Linked DNA regions of Homo sapiens: region 1 is linked to region 2. Evidence: read pairs that join two places in POLR2A ChIA-PET (ENCODE). Cell type or tissue: OCI-LY7. All regions are shown on one strand. Each heading gives the region's core, and the rest is flanking DNA. Links, peaks and the distances in the headings are about the cores only. Region 1 overlaps AUH (AU RNA binding methylglutaconyl-CoA hydratase). Region 2 has its middle 45 kb from the start of LINC02937.

What was found. ChIA-PET counts read pairs that join two places held together with the same protein. Peaks named below come from ENCODE experiments on the same cell type or tissue, not always from the same donor. Only the 100,000 strongest peaks of a DNase experiment are listed, where the experiment ranks them.
Region 1: POLR2A ChIA-PET joins it to region 2 with 5 read pairs; 5 of 35 experiments call an interaction of 5 or more read pairs at or near these places.

Annotation. Positions count from the first base shown.
Region 1 is chr9:91,328,845-91,333,243 of GRCh38, forward strand. The region is part of intron 3 of AUH (AU RNA binding methylglutaconyl-CoA hydratase); the gene reads right to left. Among named protein-coding and RNA genes, the nearest start is that of AUH, 31 kb to the right of the region's middle. In OCI-LY7, for the core only: no CTCF peak of the experiment used is centred there; no DNase peak of the experiment used is centred there.
Region 2 is chr9:91,205,668-91,210,066 of GRCh38, forward strand. No RefSeq gene overlaps it. Among named protein-coding and RNA genes, the nearest start is that of LINC02937, 45 kb to the left of the region's middle. RefSeq lists an enhancer at 2,750-2,809. In OCI-LY7, for the core only: no CTCF peak of the experiment used is centred there; DNase peaks (open chromatin) are centred at 2,584 and 3,234; H3K4me3 peaks cover 1,664 bases; H3K27ac peaks cover 2,851 bases.

The sequences.
Region 1 (4,399 bases), core at 236-4,235, 120 kb after region 2:
AGAGTTGTACAACCATCACCTCAATCTGATCTTAGAACACCTCCATTATCACAAAAAGATCTCTCATGCCCATATGCAGTTGCTCCCTGTTTCCATCCCAGCACCATGTAATCACTAATCTATGTTCCTAAGAATTGGTCTTTTCTGGACATTTCCTATAAATAAATTCATACAATATGTGGTCTTTTTTTGTCTGTTTTCTTTCATATGGCTTGCTTTTCAGGTTCATGCATGTTATAAGCATGAAGTATTCCACTGTATGAACATATAAACGTTTTGCTTATCCCTTCATCGGATGACAGATATTCATATCATTCCTACTTTTTGGCTACTATGACTAATGCTGATATGGACATTCACTTACAAGTTTTTGGTGGACAAATGTTTTCATTTGTCTTGGATAAAGACAAAGTAGAATTGCTAGGTCATACTGTAAATTTTTGTTTAACTTGGAGAAAAGAAAAAAAAAAAACAAAAACCCTGCCAAGCTGTTTGCCTAGGTTGGCTGCACCATTTCACATTCCTACCAGCAATGCATGAGGGTCTCTGTTTTCCTAGTCACCAACAATTGTCTGTCTTTTTTATTATACCCATTCTAGTGAGTGTGAAGTGGTACCTATAAGGATTTTAATTTGCATTTCCCTAATGACTAATGAGGTTAAACACTTTTCATGTGCTTACTGGCCATTCAAACAGCTGCTCTAGTGAAATGTCCATTCAAATCTTGCTCATTTTTTTAAAATCAGGTAATTTGTTTTCTCCTTATTGAGTTGTAAGTTATAACTTAGATACAAGCCCTTTCTAAAATATATGATTTACAAATATTTTCTTCATTTTTGTGTCTTGCCTTTCACTTTCTTGGTGATTTTTGAAGCACAAATTTTAATTTTGATTAAAATTAATCAAAATTATAAATTTTTATCAGTTGTGCTTTTCTGGTAATATCTAAAAATCAACACTCATTCCTGATTAAATTATCTTAGCAAATTAGGAAGAAAAGGGAATCTTTATAATAAAAAGTAACTGTAAAGTACCTATAGCTAACATAATCTTTAACAGTCAATTACTAAAAGCTTCCTCCCAGGGACCAAGAAAAGAGACAAGGGTGTTCCCTAACACTTTTAAACACTGTAACAGATGTACTAGCGAGTGTGATAAGACCAAAATAAAACTTACAAGGATTGAAAGGTATAATAAAACAGTCATTATTAGCAGATAACTGTATATGAAGAATAGCCTAAAGAATTTTCAAACCATGAAAATAAGTAAATTTAGTAAGGTTGCTGGATATAAGCTCAATATACAAAAATCAACTGTATTTCTATATACTAGCAAAAGAAATTTGAATGTGAAATCTCGAAAAGATATCACTTTCAAAACATCCAAAAATCAAGGAGTGAAAGAATAAATCTAACAAAAGGAACATAAGACCTTGACACAAAAACTGAAAAATCTTACTGAAATAAAGAAGCCCCAAATAAAAGAACACATTACATTCATGTGTTAGAATAGTTCATACTAAAAGATGTAAATTCTCTCCAAATTAATAGATTAAATGTTGTTCCAATAAAAATCCCAATTTTTCTGAAAATTAATAAGATGAAAATGCAAAGTGCCAACAACAGTCAAGATACCGCATAAAGTATTGGTGAAGGTGTAAAGCAATGAGACCTCTGACTTAAGACTGCTAGGAGTAAAACCAGTACAATCATTTTGGAAAGCAATTCCACTCCAAATATACACACTCAACAAAAAATGCATGATGTGTACTAAAAGACATGTACAAGCATAGTCAGGGCAGCACTATTAGAAACAGCTAAAAGCTGGGAACACCTCAAACAACAAGCAAACAGTAGAAGACACAAATTATGAAATATTTCTACAAGGAACAGGACTGCACTACTCCTAGACGAATGGTACAGGCTGAATCCTGCAAATATGTTCAATGGAAGAGATCAGCCTGCAAAATTCCAACTACATAAAGTTTGAAAATAGGCAATATTAGTATTTGGCGATAAAAGTCATAATAATTGCCTATGTCTTTTGGGTGGGAGATGGGTAATGATAAGGAAGGGACATGTGGGACGACTGTGGTGTGCTGGGACTTCATTTTGTAGAAATTTACAGAATTATGTGCTTTTAATTTGTGCAATTTTCTGTATGTCCACATTATACTTCAGTTAAAATTTTTTTTAAGTTTCCTGATTCCATACGCCCTACCCCCTCCAGCTGCCAATTTTTTCCTCCTTTTTACGCCAAACTCTTCAGAAGACCTGCCTCCCATGCTCTCCTCCTATACTGTCTCCAAGCAAGGGAGACAAAAAGAGTAAAAAATAAACATAACAAATTAGTAATCTACATAGAAGGGGATAAATGTTTTGGAGAAAAAGGTGAAGAAAGTACAGACGGGTATTAAAGGTGGTGACCATGTCACAATATTCGATGTCATAAATACCATTCTATTTGAGAATGTATAATAAGCTTTGTGAATGGCAGTATCATAGCCAATGAGGTTTATCTGAGGAGAGATTATTCTAAGAGAAAGTATAATAAGATTCAATAAGATTTCATATGTTCCTTGTATTTCAAGTGTATCTAATAATTTAATACCTGGTTCTCAGACATTTTAAATGAACTTTATATCTCCTGTTACATATTTGTATGTAACTTGCCAGTAATAACTTGTATTGCTTTTGCATTATCTACTGCAAACTCTTTTCATTTAAATATATAGTTGGAAATGTATAATACACTAAGTAGACAACGCATGGAATTGATACATTATTTAACAATTTTGAGAAAACATATATTTTAAACACCACCCACTATAATGGCCCTCTCCTAAAATTTCAGTGTTTTAATAAATTCCTTCTTTTAAATATTCTTTAGGATTAGTATGTATTAAATTTCTATACTTATATTTGCAGTAAACTACTCCAATGAACTTTAGAGAAGTTATGGGAAAACACACTATTCTCTGTTATGCACTGCATGATGTCTAGCTTCCTTGGCCCCCACTAACCATATGTCAATAAAGCTCTTCAACAGCCAAAAACGTCCCTCAAATTCCAAAAGGCTCCACAGTGGGTGTTAACGTCCCCTTGAGATCTAATGCTTTAAGCCAGTGATCTTCAACCTTTTTGTTCCTATTATTGCTAAAAGAATTTTGAAGTATGTGCTCCTTTGAACATTTTTATGCTGACATTTGAAATTTTTCATCTAAGTTTAAGTAGTTTGAAAGATTTCAATGTACTATGAACACTCACATTTTTAAACAAAACTCATATGCCATTTTCAATGAATCCAGTGGAACCTACACTATCAGTGATTTGGTTCTCAAAATCATCCGCATTAAAACATACCGCATTTAAAACAAGCTGGGCGCGGTGGCTCACGCCTGGAATCACAGCACTGTAGGAGGCTGAGGCAGGCAGATCACTTGAGGTCAGGAATTCAAGACCAGCCTGGCCAAAATGGCGACACCCCGACTCTACTAAAAACACAAAAATTAGCCAGGAGTGGTGGCGGGTGCCTGTAATCTCGGCTACTTGGGAGGCTGAGGCAGGAAAATCACTTGAATCCAGGAGGTGGAAGTTGCAGTGAGCCAAAATCGCACCACTGCACTCCAGCCTGGGCAACAGAGCAAGACTGTCTCAAAAAAATAAATAAAACATACAAACAAACCTATCCTTAAAAAGTGTAAACTGAAGAATGAGGAGGTTCATAAACTTGGAAAGGAGAGTTTTATTTCTCATAAATGGTTGCGGCTTGTGCCATACTGACAGGCTGGGGAGCACAGCTTTTGGCCAGAAGCCAGAAACAGACACTTCAAGGGAAAGGCAAAGGGAAGTGGAATTTATGATGAACGAGGTGGCTGAATATACATATTTAACAAGTTCTAAGAGTCATGAATATTATAAAAGGAGAAATGCGTGCGCACAATTGAGCTTCATGCACTTTCATGGGTCATGTACAAAAAATGGGGGCGTGAGCATGGCCCGAGGGCAGAGTTTTCAGCCCTCTGCTGTCAAAGGTGAAGCAGAGGACACAAAAACCCTCACTGTGCATCCTTCGTAGACCTCCCAGAACCACTCTGCGGTTCTCGCTCTCTTATCAGGAAAGAACGCTGGTAAGCAGTTAAAACTACAAAAGGCAGGGGCAGCACCAGGCAGTAGATATCAGCAGTGGAGCAAGTCTTTCCAAAGGGCTGGTTTGTTTAACCTTCAGGAAAGAAAGCCTAATGGCAGTTCTCCAGGGAGGGGGTATTACAAGAGATGTCCGACCTCCCATCCTGTCATGGCTGAGATTTTCCTCGGCCAAAAGGAGGTCACAGTTGTCCAAGTCAGTTGGCTTAGCATTTCATTTTTATTTCTCAATATAAAAAATGTTACATTATCTC
Region 2 (4,399 bases), core at 296-4,295:
AAATCCTAGATGCGTTTTTCGGGGTAGAAATCAACAAGCTAATCCTATAATTCATATGAAAACACAAGGGAACCAGAATAGCCAAAATACTCTTGAAAAAGTTGACAGACTCTCACTTTCTAACTTCAAAACTTACTACAAAGCTCTAGTAATCAAGATAGTGTGGTACTGGCATAGGACAGACAGAAGATCAATGGGGTAAAATTGAGAGTTTGGAAATAAACTCTTACATTTATAGTTAACTTTTTTTTTTTGACAAGGGTACCAAGACAATAAATGGGGGAAAACAGTCTTTTCAACAAATGGTGCTGGAATAGCTGGATATCAATGTGCAAAAGAGTGAAGCTGGATGCTTACCTCACACCATATATAAAAAATTTATCAAAAACATAAATATAAAAGTTAAAACTATAAAACTCTTTGATGAAAACTTTTTATCACCTTGGATCAGGCAGTGGTTTCTTAGATACGACACCAAAAGTACAAGCAATAAAGGAAACAATAAACTGGACTCCACCAGAATAAAAACTTTTATGCTTCCAAGCATACCAACAAGAACATGGAGAAACAACCTACAGAACAGAAAAGATTTGCAAATCATATATCTGTTAAGGGGCTTGTATACAGTATACATAAAGAACATTCACAACTCAATTTTTGTCTGTTTTGCTCAGTTAGAAATGGGCAAAACAGATATATCTCTAAAGACTATATAAATGGCCAACAATTATATGAACATCTGTTCAACATCATTAGGGAATTGCAAATCAAAATCACAATTACAATAAGATACCAGTTCACACTCACTAGATTGGCTATAATCAAAAAGATCAATAACAAATATTGATGAAGATGTGGAAAAATTAGAACCCTATTCATTGCTGGTGGGATTACAAAATGGTACAGCTTGTTGGTTTTGTAGTTTTTCAAAAAGTTAAACATAAAGTTGTCATATGATCCAGTAATTCCATCTGTAGGTATGCCCAAGAGAAATAACATGTACCCACACAAATACTTGTACACACATGTTCATAACAGCATTATTTGTAACAGCCAAAGTGGAAACAATACAAGTATTCATCAATTGATGAGTAGATAACAAAATATGACATATACATACAATGAAGTATTTTCAGTGATAAAAAGGAAAGAAGTACTGAGACACACTACACTGTGGACAAATCTTGAAAATTTTTATGCTAAATGAAAAAAAAACAGATACAAAAGTCTACATATTATATAATTCCATTCATATGAATGTCTCAAATAGGCAAATCCATAGAGACAGAAAGTAGATTAGTGGTTGCCAGGGGCTTGGGGGTGGAGGGAATGGGCAAGGGAGTGACTACTCATGAGTACTAGGCTTGTTGGGAGGCAATGAAAATATTCTGAATTAGCTAGTGGTCATGGCTGTACAACTCTGAATATACTAAAAAACCACTGAATTGTACAATTTAAAGAGTGGCTTTTATGGTATGTGAATTATATCTAGAAAAATAAAATCGCCAAGTTCTATTTTTCCTCAACATTGATTCTAGAGTTCCAAACCCAGAATCCTGATGAGAGGTTATGGAATGGAGTCCAAGAATACAATACCTCTTACAGGTACCAGCAGTTTTGGGAATCCCTGCCCTTGGGTGGGTCTGAGGAATAGACAAGATGAGGTCCCGCTCACAGACATGGCCCCCACTCCACCTCTGCTGCAGGTGACAGAGCACGAGAGGTAGGGCTGGACCAGGGCCGAGATTCGGCTCTTTTCTCTGGTACCATAGCCCCTACGCTGCTCATCACGTTTACATTTGAAGACTAGTTTATCCCCGGGGGAAACTCAAAACAATTTTAAATGTTAGGTATGTCAAGTTTTTCAGGACAGTCAACATATATCTTCCTATCTACACATGCAAGCATTTTTAATACGCATGAAGCACATGTGGGCGTACATAAGCTGCAAGTCTAGGGAAGCAAAGCAAGCACCGAGGGCTTGGAGTTTTGAGGTTACCGAGCCATTCTGAGCCTGGACTAATGAGATCACACCACAACTGAACTCAGAAGTACCAGGGCCATGGATAGTCTAGGATAAACACTCTCTCTGAGTCCTCTCAGAAGAGTGGTTTAGCAATCTCGACTCATACCATGCCTTCCCACAAAGACCAGAGGAAAAGAAAGGAGCTTTTCAGTGTTATTTGCAAGCCAATACTGGTGTTAGGCAAGCATATAACAGAGCCACCGTAGGTATTAAGAACAAATACTCCAATCACATCTTCCAATAATTAGAGTTTCCTTCCACCAAGATGAATGTGAGCTGTCATTTCCTAGCTCTTATGGCGTGTGACACATTTCTTGTACTTACATTTTTAAATAACTCAAATTACAGTCACTCTTACACAAGTTCTAGGCGTCATAAAAAGCATGTTTCAGGAAAGTGTTAATAGACAACTCAAAAGAAATGTTACTCAATGCAGCCGAGGCTATTAGGAGCTCGAACTTCTCTCTCTTGCCAAACAGTTCTTCACTTTCTGTAAACTGCACAAAGGTTTCATTCAACACAGTTTGAAGGCTGAAAGTGAAAGTGACTCAGACTATTTTTGGAAAGGTCAAGAAAGTGCACCTGCCAATTTTCAAATTTCTCTGAAACCTTTTCCTGCAAACATCACCACTAAAGCTACGTAGTCCCTGAGCTGCAACTTGATGATGTGGTGATTTTACTATTTCTCTTGGGAGGTTCAGGTACACACTGTGCCGTGGGTTCATGGGAGACTTTGTTCAGACAGCATTTTACACGACAGTCTGTTTAAATGCTTTAGGGGACCAAAACATCTAAAGGTACCTTGGCAGCAAGATGGGGGAATGAACTGAAGCCTAGGAAGGAAGCCTGGCCTGCCCTTGGCCTGACCACAGCCACCGCAGGGCTAGAGTCCTCCAGTATCTCCTGAGGTGGGGAGCAGGTGGGCCGCTCCATGAAAACCAACTAGATGATGGGAAAATGGACAGCTTTGCTCAGGGCAATCTTCCCACCCTGGCCCCCAAAATTGGTACTATAAACATGGCACTCAAACATGAGAATGATTTCTTAAAATGTTAGAGGAACTAAAACTCCTTAAATTGTAGATTACCTCAAGGGCCAATATAGTTAACCAGACACACCTTAGGCAGATACCTGTTTTCTCTGTCTCTCAAGGCCCAACTCACTAGTGACCAGTATTTGTAAGGAGACCCATCTTTCTCATCTGCTAAATCCATGCCAGTGTTAGAGGCCTGCACCAGTCAGAGTCTGCGCCAGTGCTGGAGGCCTGCAGTCTGCTTTCACTTCACAAAAACCGTCTAAGTTGGAAGAACTGTCCTCTGGTGCCTCTTAACTTCCCGCAGCAATGGCCCTGCCCATGCCTGCCCACTTTCTGCTCTAACACTCCAGAGGCAGTGGGCAGCTTTTGGACCTAGGAGGGTGTAAGTAACTTCCCTGCATAGACTTTAGTCAACATCTCTTGTCTCTGGACAAGCGCAGAGCAACAAGCAGAAGTGGGGAGGTGGGGAGGAGCCCTGCATGGTTTCCCCTCGCCCTGGAAGCCTCTGAAGACCTGTTTCATATTGCAGTTCTACTGGAGGCAGCTACCATGTTTCCCTAGACTTCTCTTTTCCTGAGTGAAGAGCCCAGGTTCTTGTACATGCCTCCAAACCAGCCATGGTTGCGAGACCCACCTTCCCGTCTTCTGAAATATGAAACAAATAAAACACGACCACCACATAAAGCACTTTTATACAGATCACATCCAATGTGACTGGGTCTTCAAAACCATCCTGAACTACTGGATTCTTCTACAAATGAAGAAATGGGCTCAGGGACATGAGGCACTTTGTCCACGGTCTCATCGCTGACTTCGGTGGAGCTGAAACTTGGCCAAAGAGCTCCTGTGTGCTTTACAGAAAACTACAGAGTGAATCTATGACCACCTGAAATTGCAATGCTGAGTACTGAATACAACAATCCAGATGAGTCTGACCAGGGCCAAATAGAGCAACACACCTGTCACCCTTCCCAAAAGCTGTCTGGGACACTCTTGACCCACAGGGAGCACATCTTGCCCCCTTTTTGTTTTTTATTTTATTTTAGAGATGGAGTCTTGCTCTGTCGCCCAGGCTGGAATGCGGTGGCGCGATCTCGGCTCACTGCAAGCTCCACCTCCTGGGTTCACGCCATTCTCCTGCCTCAGCCTCCCGAGTAGCTGGGACTACAGGGGCCCGCCACCATGCCCGGCTAATTTTTGTATTTTTAGTAGAGGCGGGGTTTCACCATGTTAGCCAGGATGGTCTCGATCTCCTGACCTCGTGATCTGCCCACCTCGGCCTCCCAAAGTGCTGGGATTACAGGCCATCTTGCCCCCTTTTTGACAAGCATTGCTAT